2 separate regions of the Homo sapiens genome follow, and region 1 is linked to region 2. A link is a contact called in ENCODE Hi-C or POLR2A ChIA-PET data. All regions are on one chromosome and are shown on one strand. The core of a region is the stretch at or near the end of the contact, and the rest is flanking DNA. Distances in the headings are between cores, read along the strand shown. Region 1 has its middle 48 kb from the start of MSMB. Region 2 holds the start of TIMM23 (translocase of inner mitochondrial membrane 23).

Region 1 (6,536 bases), core at 3,795-6,294, 120 kb before region 2:
CCTGCGCTGTGGGTTTGGCAGAGAGACTGGAGTGGGTGTGAGGTGGTAAAAAGCAAGTCTATGGGGGAGGACTGTGGCGGGTGACCCAGACGGGGAGCCGGGTTTGGGCATGGCCTCTTCTGGGTATGGATGGACCTGGCCTCCTCCCCTCCTGAGCTGGGCAGGCAGGGCTCTCAGAGCTCCGGCCATGGCAGGGACTCTCTGCCCGCAGTGGGAAGCCAGCCTTCAGGGTCCATGCTCTGCCCAGCCTTGCTGTGCAGGCTCAGCCTGTCACATTGGATTAGCCTGACCCTAAGTCCCCAGCCTGTCCCAGTCCTGCCACCAGAGCCAGTTCTGGCTGCCCCAGCCCATTTTGTCTGTTTTAACAGCAGCTGACAGGCTATATCCCCCAGCCAGTCTGCAGATCAGTGTTCAGACCGTGCATGCACAGCCATCAGGGCTGCCTCTCCAGCCTTTGGTCTTTTTGTTTCAAGGGCACAGGAAGTCAAAGAGGCCAGGCAGTCTAATTAAGCAGATTTGGTATTTCCTGTAGCAGGGTAAAGAGAGAGGAGGAAACTGAATCAGGTTCAGGAGTCTAGGGCCATGGGGGCTGGGTGTAGGGTTGGGGGCTTAGCAGGATGACTTTTCCCAAATGCAGCCCTACCTGTTAAAGGATCGAGTGTCCAACACAAGAGAACCCTTGTTAGGGTTACGGTTTGGGTTAGAGTTAGAGTTAGAGTTAGAGTTAGGAATGTCAACCCCATTGTCAGTGGCAGACTCTCAGTTGCCCATCCCCGGTTCAGGGTTAGGGTTAGCATGAAGATTAGAGTTAGAGTTAGAGTTAGGAATGTCAACCCCATTGTCAGTCGCTGACTCTCAGTTGCCCATTCCTGGTTCTGGCTTAGGGTTAGGGTTAGGAATGTCGGCCCCATTGCAGTTGCTGACTCACAGTTGCTCATCCATCGGAAGCTCCCACTGTCACCAGAGATGGTCTAAGTGGGGCCCTGGTGAGATTCCCCAGGCCTGCATTCCCTGGAACTGGGATGAGATCACAAGGCCTGAAGTCTATGGTCAATGTCACAGTGAGGAATGAGCAGGGCAGAGCCCTTGCTTGGCCTCCTCCTCCATCCAGGAGGCCTTGCACAGTTAACAGTGGCACCCAGAGAGCTTGGGAGCTAATTTTTAACAGTCCATGTCTTTCCACGTCAACCACCTTTTTGGAGTTTTTTAAGGAAGAAAATAAAAGAGGGTCTCGACAAGCTTCAGAAAATGGTGCCTGAAGGACACACGTCCATGCAGGCAGGATTTAGAAATGTATACCACCCTTGAGCTCCAAGAATCGATTCTAGTTGACAAGGTCTTAGAGCATCAGTGGGAACATTTCACTGTCCAGGCTAGATATTTCTTCATTTTCTTGCAGGCAATTCGGCAGTTAGAAAATTTCAACTCCAGGTTTAAGCACCTGCTGTCCCCATGGTGGTCCTGTAGGGGGAACAGAGCTGGGCGTGAGCCTCAGAGAGCTCTGTGTGCAGACTCTGCAAGGCCACACCTGCCCTGCCTCTTGGAGCAAGTTGCTCACCTGCTCTGAGCTCCAGGTCCCTCCCTGGTGCAATGAGCATAGTAAGCCCTCGCCCCATGGAGTTCTGAGAACTGTGTGGGATCCTGCGTGTGCAGTTCTGGTGCTCATAACCCTGAGGTGCTTGCCCTCCAGCTGGGCTGTGTGAAAAGGACAAGAGAAGAGCCAAGGAGTTTGCCCCCTTGCACACACCTTAGTCTTCCTCCTCCCTTCCTCGTTTCCCCTCTGAGTGACTTGCATCCCTTGAGTGTGTCTCAGATGATGCAGAAGGCTGTCCACAGCCGCTGACTCCCCTCCCCACTGTGTGCCTGCAGCTCTTGTCAGGAAAAGGCAGGGTTGGTGGGGAAAGGCGTTGAGGTGGCCGTGGGGTCTCCCGCCCCGGTGCCACTGACCCGGAGTCCTGTATTCCTGGTCCCAGAGATGCCGGTAGGGCTGCCCACAGGCTCTGCCCACAGGAGAGCCCAGTTGCTCCTCCCCCTGCCTGTGCGACAGGCCTGTGCTTGTGGAGTCCTGGCTGGAGCTGCCCTCAGGCAGAGGTAGTGCAGGCTGCTAGCGGGTGAGGGTTCAGACAGCCTGATGAGAAGGGGCCTCCCCCTCTCAGCTCCTCCTTTGTAAAATGGGTGCTGGGCTGAGACCTCCCTCACTCTAGGGGTCTCTGGGTAGCAGGTGCTTGGCTCTTGGCAGCCTCTCCCCTGGAGGATGAGGTGGAGGCACCTGGACATGCCCTGGAGTGATCAGTGCTACAGGCCCAGCATCCCACAGGGGTCCCGGAGTGTTGGGGTGATCAGACCCAACACCAGATCGTGGGAGCGACAAAGTCTGGCGGAGTCAAAGGAATGAGAAAAAGACAGTTTGAGAGAGACAGTGGGACCAGGGGGCCACCGCAAGTGTGGAGGCTGCAAAGGCCCTGAGCTTTGCGAGCCCATGCTGTTTATTGGTGCTCAAACAAAGAACCCGTGAGGATGTGGGGGTTGAAAGGAAACAGTGTATCAAGTGAATGAGAAACATACAGCTGCTTGAGATAATGGGAGTGCTAAAAGCAAGGAGCCAGCAAGTCTAGCAAACATGCAAGCCCTGCCCCAGCTTTTCTCCCAACACTCAGCTCTTCTCCCAACACAAGAGCTTTTGGAGGTCACTTCTGGGGCCTTTGCTAAGCAGGCCACTCCTTGCTTCTCCTGCAGACAACAAGGTTTCCAGCATGATTATTGCAATGACCAATGGAACAATGATGAAACATCCATTTTTGGACACTCTCAAAGAAGTGAGTTCAGTTCATATTTATCAGCATTTTGCTTCATGTATTTTGGTAATTAATACTCAATGCCTTCTTTCCCTTATGCTGAAAGGGCTTAGAGCCTGGGGGCCACCATTTACACCCTGGGTGTGGCTGATTATAGGAAAGACCCAGTAATTCCAAACAGGTTAACCAGGCACCAATATGGAGCCTTGTGATCAGGTTAGGGTTAGAGTAGGGAAAGGCATCCCAGGTGGCTTTTCCAGGGCCACCCTGGGAAGGGTCATCTAATCTGCCCCAAGTGAGTTGGGCCACCCCATGACTATTGCAGAAATGACACGTGTCGTATAAATCCCACCACACCAGAGGGGAGGGCGGAAGACACTCCCTGAGAGTGGGCTGCTGGCTGGAGAAAGCTGTGGCCCTCAGAGCCTGGCATTCTGCTGCCCCCAAAGCATGGGAGCAGGACGCTGTCCTCTGGGCTGGGGGTCTGCTGCATCCTCACCCCTGGGCTGGGGGTCCAAGCTAGCTCTGCTCTCTGTAGATAACAGCAATGGCAGGCATTCCGGACCATGTGTTTGCAGTGGAGAATGGCTTCAAGGCCCTGAGAAGCACCATTGATGCCGTGAGTGGGTGGAGATGAGGGGCTGGGGGCCTGGCTCACTCTCCCTGCCCCGCCCCACCCCTCCTGTGTTCCAGCTCACGTCAAAGACCTGTCTTGATGTGACATCGGTGGAGCCTTCCTCTGCGTGTGTAGGAGGTGAGAGCTGCGGAGGCCCTGGGGTAGCCAAAGGGTGGTGTGCACTAGTGCATGTGTGTATGGAGTGTGTGCATTTGTTTGGTATGTGTGGGGGAGGATGTGTGTGGGGAGTGTGTGAGTGTGGTGTGTGTATGTGGTGTGTATGTGTTTGGTGTGTGTGGTATGTGTGTATGTAGTTTGTGTGGGTGCAGTATGTGTAGTATGTGTGGGAAGTTGTGCTGTGGGAAGCTTGATGTGTGTGAAGTCTGTGGGGGAGGGTAATATGTGGTCTGTGTGTTGTGTAAATGTGTATGTGATCTGTGTGTGGGGTGTGTATATGTGCTGTGAGTGTGGTGTGTGTGGGGTGTGCATGAGTGATGCATCTGTGTGTGTTGTATTGTGGGTGTATGTGGTGTGGGAGCCGAGGAGGTATGTGCTGTATATGTGTGGGGGTGTGAGTGTGTGTAGGGGGCATATATGCATGCGTGTGTGGGTTATGTGCAGAGTATGTGGCATAAGCTGGGGTGCTGTGGAAGTGTGTGGGAAGGGTACCTGGTGTGTGGTGTCTAGTGTGTGTTTGTTGTGTGGAGGAGTCGGGAGTGGACTGCTTGTGTGTGGTGTGTGTGTATGGGATGTGTGGTGTGTGTTTGCTGTTTGTGGTGTATATGTGTTTACTATTTATGTGTGTCTGTGGTGTGTGTGTGTACAGTGGGACTAGAGTGTTTGGGCGTGTTGTGTGTGTCATTTGTGGGTGTCTACATGGGGATATCTTGTGCGTGTGGCATGTAGGGAAGGAAATGGTGTAATGGCATGTATGTATAGTTTGTGTGTGCATTCAGTGGGAGGTGGGTGTGTGTGCCATGGCTGTGTGTGTATGGTGTCTGTATATGTGTTTGCTGTTTATGTTGTGTGTGTGGGGTGTGCTGGGTGTGTGTTGGGGGAGTGGGGAGTGTGTGGTGCATGTGTGATGTGTGTGGTGTGTGTATGGGATGTTTGGTGTGTCTTTGGTATTTTTGGTGTATGTGTGTTTGCTATTTATGTATGTGTGTGGTGTGTGGGTGTGTGTGCTTCGGGTGTGTGGTGTGTGGTGTGATGTGTGTGGTATAGGGTGGGTTGAGTGTGTTTGTGGTCCAGTGTGCATGGGTGGGTGGGTGTGGATGTGTGGCCCACATGAGTGTGAATGTGAGTGTCTATTGGTGTGGGGGGAGTATGCAGAGGTGGCAGTGTGAGTACTTGTGTACAATTAGTGTGTTGTTACCTCACAACAATAAGTTTAACCCTAAAGCAAGAAAAGACATGTGTGAGAAGCTCACAGGAAAACACTAGCAAATGGCATGGAGCAGCAGCTAACCCAGACCACAGGGCAGGAGCAGCCAGGGCTCCTCCCAGGAAGGCCAGGCAGGTGCAGAAGGTGAAATAGCTGTGAAATTTACCACATCAACAAAACGGGAAACAGGAACCAAGCGGTTATCTCAGAGGATGAAGAACAAGAAGTGGGGGCGTCAACATGCCACAGCACCCTGGGAGCAGAAGGAAACCTCCATAGCCCGACAAAGGTGTCCACACAAACACCCTCGGCTCACCTCAGTCCCACAAGATCAATCCCAGCATCTGTCCCTACTGTCTGGAATTAAGGGTGACCTCATGCCATCTGGGTACCCAGCATGGGTGGTGACAGCCTTGTGTGGTCCTCTGTGATGACCCCTGTCTGTCCTGATCTCCACCTGTGCGCACTGGGACTCCGCATGGCCGGCATTTATGCAAATGCGGCTGCTGGAGAGGAAGAGAGCCCTGGGTGTCCTCCCTCCATGGGGACAGCACGAGACTGGGTGCTGCTGGCCCAGAGCAGCAGCTGGGTTCTGGCCTCCCAGTTCCTCACTGCAGGGTGCCCTGGCAGTAGGCTGTGAGGACAGACACACCGTCCATGTCAGCTCTGCTCTCCATGGGCACACGACCAGGAGCAAATTGTCCAATGTCAGCGAGCTCCAGAGGTGCCTCCCATGAACAGAAAGGATGCTGTCAGGCCTGTCGTGAGTCCCAGGGCACTGAGCTGTGCAGGGACTGGCACAGGGCTGGGAGCTGGTAGGTCCCAGAAACAGGAGCTGTGCTGACACTTCCATGATTGGTCCTGGGCTCTGACCCCACTCACCTCTCCCCGATGCAGAGCTGAGGATGGGGGTGGAGTAGAGAGAGCTCCCCTCCCACTTGGGGTCTCTTTCTGCTGCTCCTGGTTTAAAGCTGCTCAGTCGTGCAGCCAGTGTGCTAGCTGTGCTCCTCTGACGATGTCCCCTGGACATGCACAGGCTGTGGCGTCTGAGCAGTCCTGTCAACCCCAGGTGAGGATGTGAGTCGTCACTCTTCCCTGGTGGCAGCTGAGTTGAGGTGACAGGTGCCCTCTGCCCACCAGCTCAGCCCTCTGCCTCTGCTCACGTGGCCCGGCAGTCACAGCCCTGACCTGTCAGCTGTTGGCTGACTTGGGCAAAGCTGCCCCACATGGAGGGTGACAGTCACAGCAGGGAAAGGCCAAGGCAGGAACCTGGAACCTAAATGCAACAGAATAAGCCCTCTCAGCAGGCTGCCACCAAGAAACCAGGAGGGCTCCAGGGAGCCCAGGAAGGAGGCCAGGGAGGGAGGCACGCAGCCCAGACTCCCCCATTCAGTCCTAGGCCTCATATGCAGCCTGGCAGAGGCCTCTGCTGGGCTCACTGCTCCAGGCCAGTCCTGAGCCCATCCCCCACACATGGCTGGAGGGTTTTGGCAGGAGCCTCCCTTCTAAGCCTGGCAGGTGTCTGAGGCTCTTAGCAGAACCCCCAGGCCCTCCAGGAGCCACTTCCTGTTCTGGGCGCCCTGTGCAGAGGTGGGACCAGGTGGGGCGTAGGCACCCTGCAAGCCCTGCCTCACCTTGAAGGGCCGAGCCCACCTGTCCTTCACAGCCCTGTTCATAGGGCACCTCATCCTGGAAGCCTTCCCTGATGACCAGCCCCTCTGACTCCCTGCAGCCCAAGGGC
Region 2 (6,407 bases), core at 330-2,829:
CCTTCAAATCTTAATCAAATTAATTTAACAATATTGTCACATTAAGGAAGTGTATATGCCCTTTGTGCTCTGAAACTCAGAGATACTAAGATTAATATGAAACTGTGTTCTAAACAGGTAAAGTAGTAGCTCAGGCCTAGGAATCCCAGCATTTTGGGAGGCCGAGACAGGAGGATGGCCTGAGTTCGAGAGTTTGAGACCAGCTTGGACAACACAGGGAGACCCCATCTCCACAATAAGTCAAAAAAAAAAAAAAATTAGCCAGGCGTGGTGGTACGTACCTAGAGTCCCAGCTACTTAGGAGGCTTAGAGGGGAGGATTGTTTGAGCTCAGGAGTGCGAGGCTTCAGTGAACTATAATCATGCCACCGCACCCCAATATGGGTGACAGAACGAGGTCCTGACTCTAAAAACAAACAAACAAAAAAACGAAACAAAACACCATGTGTTGTAGATTCAGTTTTTTGACAAAGGTGACACCAGGGAAATGAAAGGTCTTTTATATTTTTTTGCACTACAGTCTGAACATATTTCGTTGTTGTTGTTCCTTAGTATAAAATACCTAGAGAAATATTACAAGGATTCTCTAAAAAGAAAGTACTTTCGTAAAGGCTTTATCCACGACCAACTGCCTATCTTTAGGTCCAAGTTGTATTTATCTAGTTGAACAACCACAGTTACAAAGTACCAAAGTTCTGGAAAACATTTTCACAAGACCGAGGAGAGGCAAAGGCAAGATATTTATGCCTCTGTATACCTTGATGTTGCCTATTTCCGTTTCTATAATTCTTACCTGGCTTCTTTCTTCATGTCTATATATCACCTTTAAAGTTCAGCTTACTTCCTAGCTCCTAAAGAAGGTTTCCTAGCCTGTCCCAAGTCATTTATTTCTCACTTACAAACAATATTACTGAATATTCTGCCCTGACGGCTACTTGGAGGCTCAGAATATGTCGCTGTGTACTAAAAAGTTAACTACGGGCTTGCTATTTGGAATACATTTACTCCCAAAGCTCGGCTCTACTCTTAATCAAGGGTCAATCACACGGCCCACCACACACAAAACGTAGGAGGCTTGGATATAAACCTAAGAAAACATGCATCATCTCGCGAGTCCAGGTCAATCACGGACAGCTTCCCCAGGAGATCCGTGGCCCTTTTTTAGGCCTTTCTATCTTGAAAGAGCAGCCATGCAGATACACTAACCCCACCACTGGTACTTAAGCTTGTAAATGCCAGCAAGGAAAAAAAAAACAACAACATAAAACATGGGACGCGCAACTTAGTGTAGACGCAAAAACCAGTCAGAAATAATCGCAAGCTAGGCCCCATACTTACGCGGGACGCCAGCCAAATCCGCGTGCGAGTAACCTGCTCCGCCGGCTCCGAAAAAGCCGGCCAATCCCCCTGTGGTTTTGTTGCCGCTTCCCCCGCCTCCTTCCATGGTATCGCAGCAAACCGAGTGGTTCCCGCCGCTGCCTCAAGCCTGGGTGGTCCGCTGGGCCGTTACTCCTCAATAACAGCGGGTAACCCCGCGTTGCCAGCGCCTACTTCACACGCTGACCTTCCGGGCGCCGGTTCCCGTTAAGCGCCACACTTCCGCTTTGCGGCAATGTGCGCCCCGGAAGCTGGAAGCGCCTGACGGCAGCTTTCCGGTGGTGGGAAAGTGAACGAATCCCGAATCAAAGCGGCGCATTGAGGCAGGTGGGGTGCCAGTGGAAGAGAGAAAGCAGGCGAGTGTTTACGGCCTGACTTGGGAGGCCGGCGGATCAGCAATTGCAGAAGCAGGCAGCGGCAGAGAGGGAATGGTGCAGGCAGGCGCTGAGAAGGACGCGCAGTCCATCTCTCTCAGGTTAGTGAAATGAGGCTCTCCGCCCGGGGCCGGCCCGGGGACAGTGCGCTGCTGGTCCCAGCATGAATGCGGGCCCCGGCTGTGAACCCTGCACCAAGCGACCCCGCTGGGGCGCCGCTACAACTTCGCCGGCTGCTTCGGACGCCCGGAGCTTTCCGAGCAGGCAGAGGCGCGTCCTCGACCCCAAGGACGCTCACGTGCAGTTCAGGGTCCCACCGTCCTCGCCAGCCTGCGTCCCAGGGCAGGCGGGACAGCACAGAGGCAGCGCCACCTCGCTTGGTACGTGGGAAAATAAAAATCTTTGTCCTTCGCCTCGGCCCGAACCTTCTGGTCTCAGGGACTCCAGTCACTCCTTTCTGGTCTTGTGTGCATCATCACTCTGAGGTCCACTTGCTGAGCTACCAAAGCCACTAGTGGGTGAATGGGGCCGCATTTTTCCCAGTGCGATTGATGTGAGAAACTCTGATGAGCAGTCACTCACAGGGCGGAAAATGGCAGGAGACTCCACCACCTGTTTGCTTCTTCAGGTTTGATTGAGAAATTGCCTTAGTCGTCAAGGAGATCTAATTGTGTATGTAAAACAGTAGGGCGCTTCAGCCTCTAGATAGGAAGAAAACAACTTCACTTGTGCAGATTCTGGGTCCCAGGGTGCAGAGCTATTAGTCTAAGCTGGCATTGTACCCGTCCCTGGTATACAGTGTTGAATGAGAGAAACTTGGCCTCTGCCTTCATACCTTAAAATCTATCTGGAGAGATAGACGATAGCAAAAGTTAATATAATAAAAGGTAATGGATGTTCTGATAGATGAAAGACAGATTGTTTTACCTAACTGAATTTATGGAATCGAAAATAGTCCTCCAGAAGATGAGATGCTTATTCTGAGGACTGTAGAATGAGTAGGAGTTAGATGAAGAGGAAGTAAGAAGTGTTTCAGGAGTGCAATGGAGGCCGGGCGCGGTGGTTTTGCCTGTAATCCCTGCGCTTTGGAAGGCCGGGGCGGGTGGATCACCTGAGGTCAGGAGCTCAAGACCAGCCTTACCAATATGGTGAAACCCCGTCTCTGCTAAAAACACAAAAAATTAGCCTAGCGTGGTGGCGGGCAACTGTAATCCCAGCTACTCCGGAGGCTGAGGCAGGTGAGGCAGGAGAATCACTGGCATCCGGGAGGCGGAGGTTGCAGTGAGCCGAGAGGGCACCATTGCACTCCAGCCTGGGCAACAAGAGCGAAACTCCGCCTCAAACAAAACAAAACAAAACAAAACAAAAACAGGAGTGCAATTGATATATAGAGTGAACGCAAGAGAGTGTGAGAGATGAGGCTGCAGGGTGGTACAGAAAAGTCAGATCAAATTGGATATGTAGACATTGCTAAGGATTTTGAACTCTAAGGGCATTGATAAGCTACTCAAGGGTTTTTAGTAGGGGAGTGACTTGATTAGACTTATTTATTTGTTGAAAAGTCTGTGTGGCTGGTGTGTGGAAAATAAAGAATGGATTGAAAAGGAACTCAAGTGGAGCATCAAGACTCAGTTAAGGAGTTAATCTAGGTTGGAAATAATTGTAGCTTAGGCCTGGATGCTGGCAATAGGGAAGGGGATGGATTCATGAAAGAATGGGATACTTGAGAAGAAATATTTCTGTGCTGGAGAAGTAGATTGGGGAGTTCATGGCATAAACATTATAATGGATGCTATGGGCATAGATAACATAAACATGTAGAGAAAGTAAAGGTGACCTAGGGCAGAAGCCTTAGGAACACCAAAGTTTAAGAGTAGACTGAAGAGAAGCGGCTGTAGAGGTGGGAGGAAAGCCTGGCTCGTGTTGTGTCAGACAAAGGAGAGCATTTCAAAAAGGATGCATTCATTAACAGTGTAAGAGGCTGGGCAGAGCTCGGGCAGTTCTCTGGTGAAGAGTGTACACTTAGATGTCTTCGAACTTAGGGACAGTACCAAGTAGACTTGCACTAGGCCTTGAAGGATGAGGAAGATTTGCTGTATAAATCAAGAGGAGAAAGAATTATACACGCAGAGGGAATAAGACATGCAAAAGTTGGTAAGACTGGAGCATAAGATGACAGAGGAGTGTCTGATGAGGCTGGGTGGCAGACAGGAGCTTATGAAGAAACTCAAATTCCATTTTAAGGAATTTCAACCTTATTCTGTGGTTAATGGAGAAACCACTAAAAAGCTTTTAAGCGTGGGAATACCATTTGGTTAATATTTTAGAAAAGTGGCTTTTGGACTTTCCTAACTGCAACCCACAGCATAAATTTTATCCAGTACACAGAGTAAGAAATATATGTAACCTGGCAAATAAGCCATATTTATAACTGAAATAAATGTTTCATGAAATAATACTTAATCTTTCTATGTGTGATGCATTCTTATATTGTCTGTGTTATTTCATTGAAAAATGACTGGTCATTTGTAGTTTGTAGAACACTGGATAGTCAAGGCTGTAGACAGGGAGACTAGTTGCAAGAAACAAATGGCAGTTGTCTAGTAAGCGATGTGTTTAAAGAGTATGAGGAAGGGATGGATTTAAAATTTAGGATGTAGATTTCAGAGAACTTGGTATAGGGGAGAGGGAACTGAAGGTGAACTTCAGGTATATGTTCAGGTGTACTTCAGCTTCTGTGACTGGATAGTTTGTGGTTTCATTAACCTTATTTGCATGTAAAGGAGGAGGAGTTAGTTGCAAATAGGGGTGAGGGCAGTCAGTCCTCACTGGTTGGATCTTAATTAAGATTTCTGCAGAAGAGGTACCAAATGAATACTTGGGGCTGTATTTCGCATGTTTAAATGTTTTCTGTATACCTGGCACAGGACACCAATTAACAGAATGTTCAAAGACTATATTTGTATCAAAAGCCCATTGTTTGAATTTTTGGGATTCCTTTAGGAACTTGGTATTTAAATTTTTATATATAATTATCTTAGGACAAGTAGGCGGGGTAGCGAAATGGATATTTATTCAGTATCTTTAAATTTTATATTCTTTATCTTCCTGGACATATTTCTTGTATTGACTGAAATCGCTAATTTTGCTGGGCATGCACCTGTAGTCCCAGCTACTTGGGAGGCTAAGGCAAGAGGATCACTTGAGCCCGGGAGTTCCCGTCCAGCCTGAGCAACATAGCGAGACCCCACTTCTGAAAAAAGAAAAAAAAAATCTGCAAACCTGCATATTGGCAGAACTCAGCATGTTATTCACATTGTGATGACGCAGGTTTATCCAGATGTGTTGCTATAGACTTTTTGTGAAAGTGGAATGTTCCTTTGACATGCAGGTGAATTTTATTGCATTTTGTGCCTTTTGGCTGTATCTATAGCTATTAATTGAATGACTTGCTGATTAAAATATACTGGGTACTGAATAATGTTGCTGATGAGAGTAAATGTAAATGGTGTGAAGTCAAAGTTGGAGAATTATTGATCTCAGTGGAAAAAAAAAAGACTGGGTGGAAATGTCGAGAGATAACATATTGAGTGCTTTGTGAGGCTGAACACAATATTTTCTCTAATTTTTGCTTTGTAATTGATCCACATAACCCTTAGAAGTAGGTGTTGTTAGCTTCATTTTCTGGGTGAGGAAATAAAGGCTTAACGAAGTGATATTGCAAAGAGCAGTAAGCAGTCCTTTCTCTGAGGCCCTAAGAAGGACTGATCAATGTTTTATTAGCAGAAGATACTGGTTCCTTACCTCTTGCTTTTCCTCCTTCATCCCTTCCCCAGGCTTCAGGAAGCCTGAAACTGGAGAGAGAACACATTCTCAGGGTCAGGGCTACGGGAGAGAGCTCTCTTCTTCTTTGCCATCACTGGAACACTCCTGGTTTTTCATGAAATGATGTGTGCGGTCTTTAGGTTCTTTAGACTTATCACGGGAGTACATGCTTCGTGTGTGTTATAGGAACCTAGTCATTGCATCTTAACATTAATCCTTACATTTATGGAAAAAAGATGTTTTAACTTCTAAACCAACTCAAAAAATGAATGTTTTGGCATATTACTGGTTTGTAATTTGAGGATTTTTTTTTTAGTTTTTGAGACGGAGTCTCACACTGTCGCCCAGGCTGGAGTGCAGTGGCGCGATCTCCGCTCACTGCAAGCTCCACCTCCCGGGTTCACGCCATTCTCCTGCCTCAGCCTCCCGAGTAGCTGGGACTACAGGCGCCCGCCACCACGTCTGGCTAATTTTTTGTATCTTTAGTAGAGACGGGGTTTCACCGTGTTAGCCAATCTCCTGACCTTGTGATCTGCCTGCCTCGGCCTCCCAAAGTGTTGGGATTACAGGCGTAAGCCACTGTGCCCGGCCCAATTTGAGGATTTTCTAAACTATACTTGCTGTATTTGATATAAAGAAAATAAATAGAGAATACAGAACTGTAGAAAAAATTTCAGAATCAAATGGTTTATCCTCTTACTCCCTCTGACTGAAGCTCATTTTTTCTCTGAAGCCTGATCTGCTGCAGAAATGCTAAATAAAATCGTGGAAGTAATGGTGTTTAACAATAAGAAATCACTATGCGTGATTACTTTTTTGTGATAGAAACTAT

The links. A loop is a pair of places that touch in the nucleus more often than their neighbours do. ChIA-PET counts read pairs that join two places held with the same protein, here RNA polymerase II (POLR2A). Pooled maps may share reads with other maps.
Region 1: a pooled map shows a loop between it and region 2 (2.5-fold over the local background). The contact joins the enhancer-like site here to the promoter of TIMM23 in region 2. A Hi-C loop is called at or near these places in 2 of 50 pooled maps. POLR2A ChIA-PET finds 5 or more read pairs at or near these places in 2 of 52 experiments (BJ and activated CD4-positive, alpha-beta T cell).

The regions. Positions count from the first base shown.
Region 1 is chr10:46,091,084-46,097,619 of GRCh38, reverse strand. No RefSeq gene overlaps it. Among named protein-coding and RNA genes, the nearest start is that of MSMB, 48 kb to the right of the region's middle. RefSeq lists enhancers at 247-541, 267-561 and a silencer at 5,787-6,081. Within about 2 kb of position 5,044, at least 6 of the 41 ENCODE cell types and tissues checked have a DNase peak (open chromatin) inside an H3K27ac peak, as active enhancers do.
Region 2 is chr10:45,967,661-45,974,067 of GRCh38, reverse strand. TIMM23 (translocase of inner mitochondrial membrane 23) reads right to left here and starts at 1,579. Exons shown (of 7, transcript NM_006327.4): 1 at 1,338-1,579. The coding sequence starts at 1,443. It also overlaps the pseudogene PARGP1-AGAP4 and the pseudogene PARGP1. RefSeq lists enhancers at 1,759-1,888, 1,405-2,095.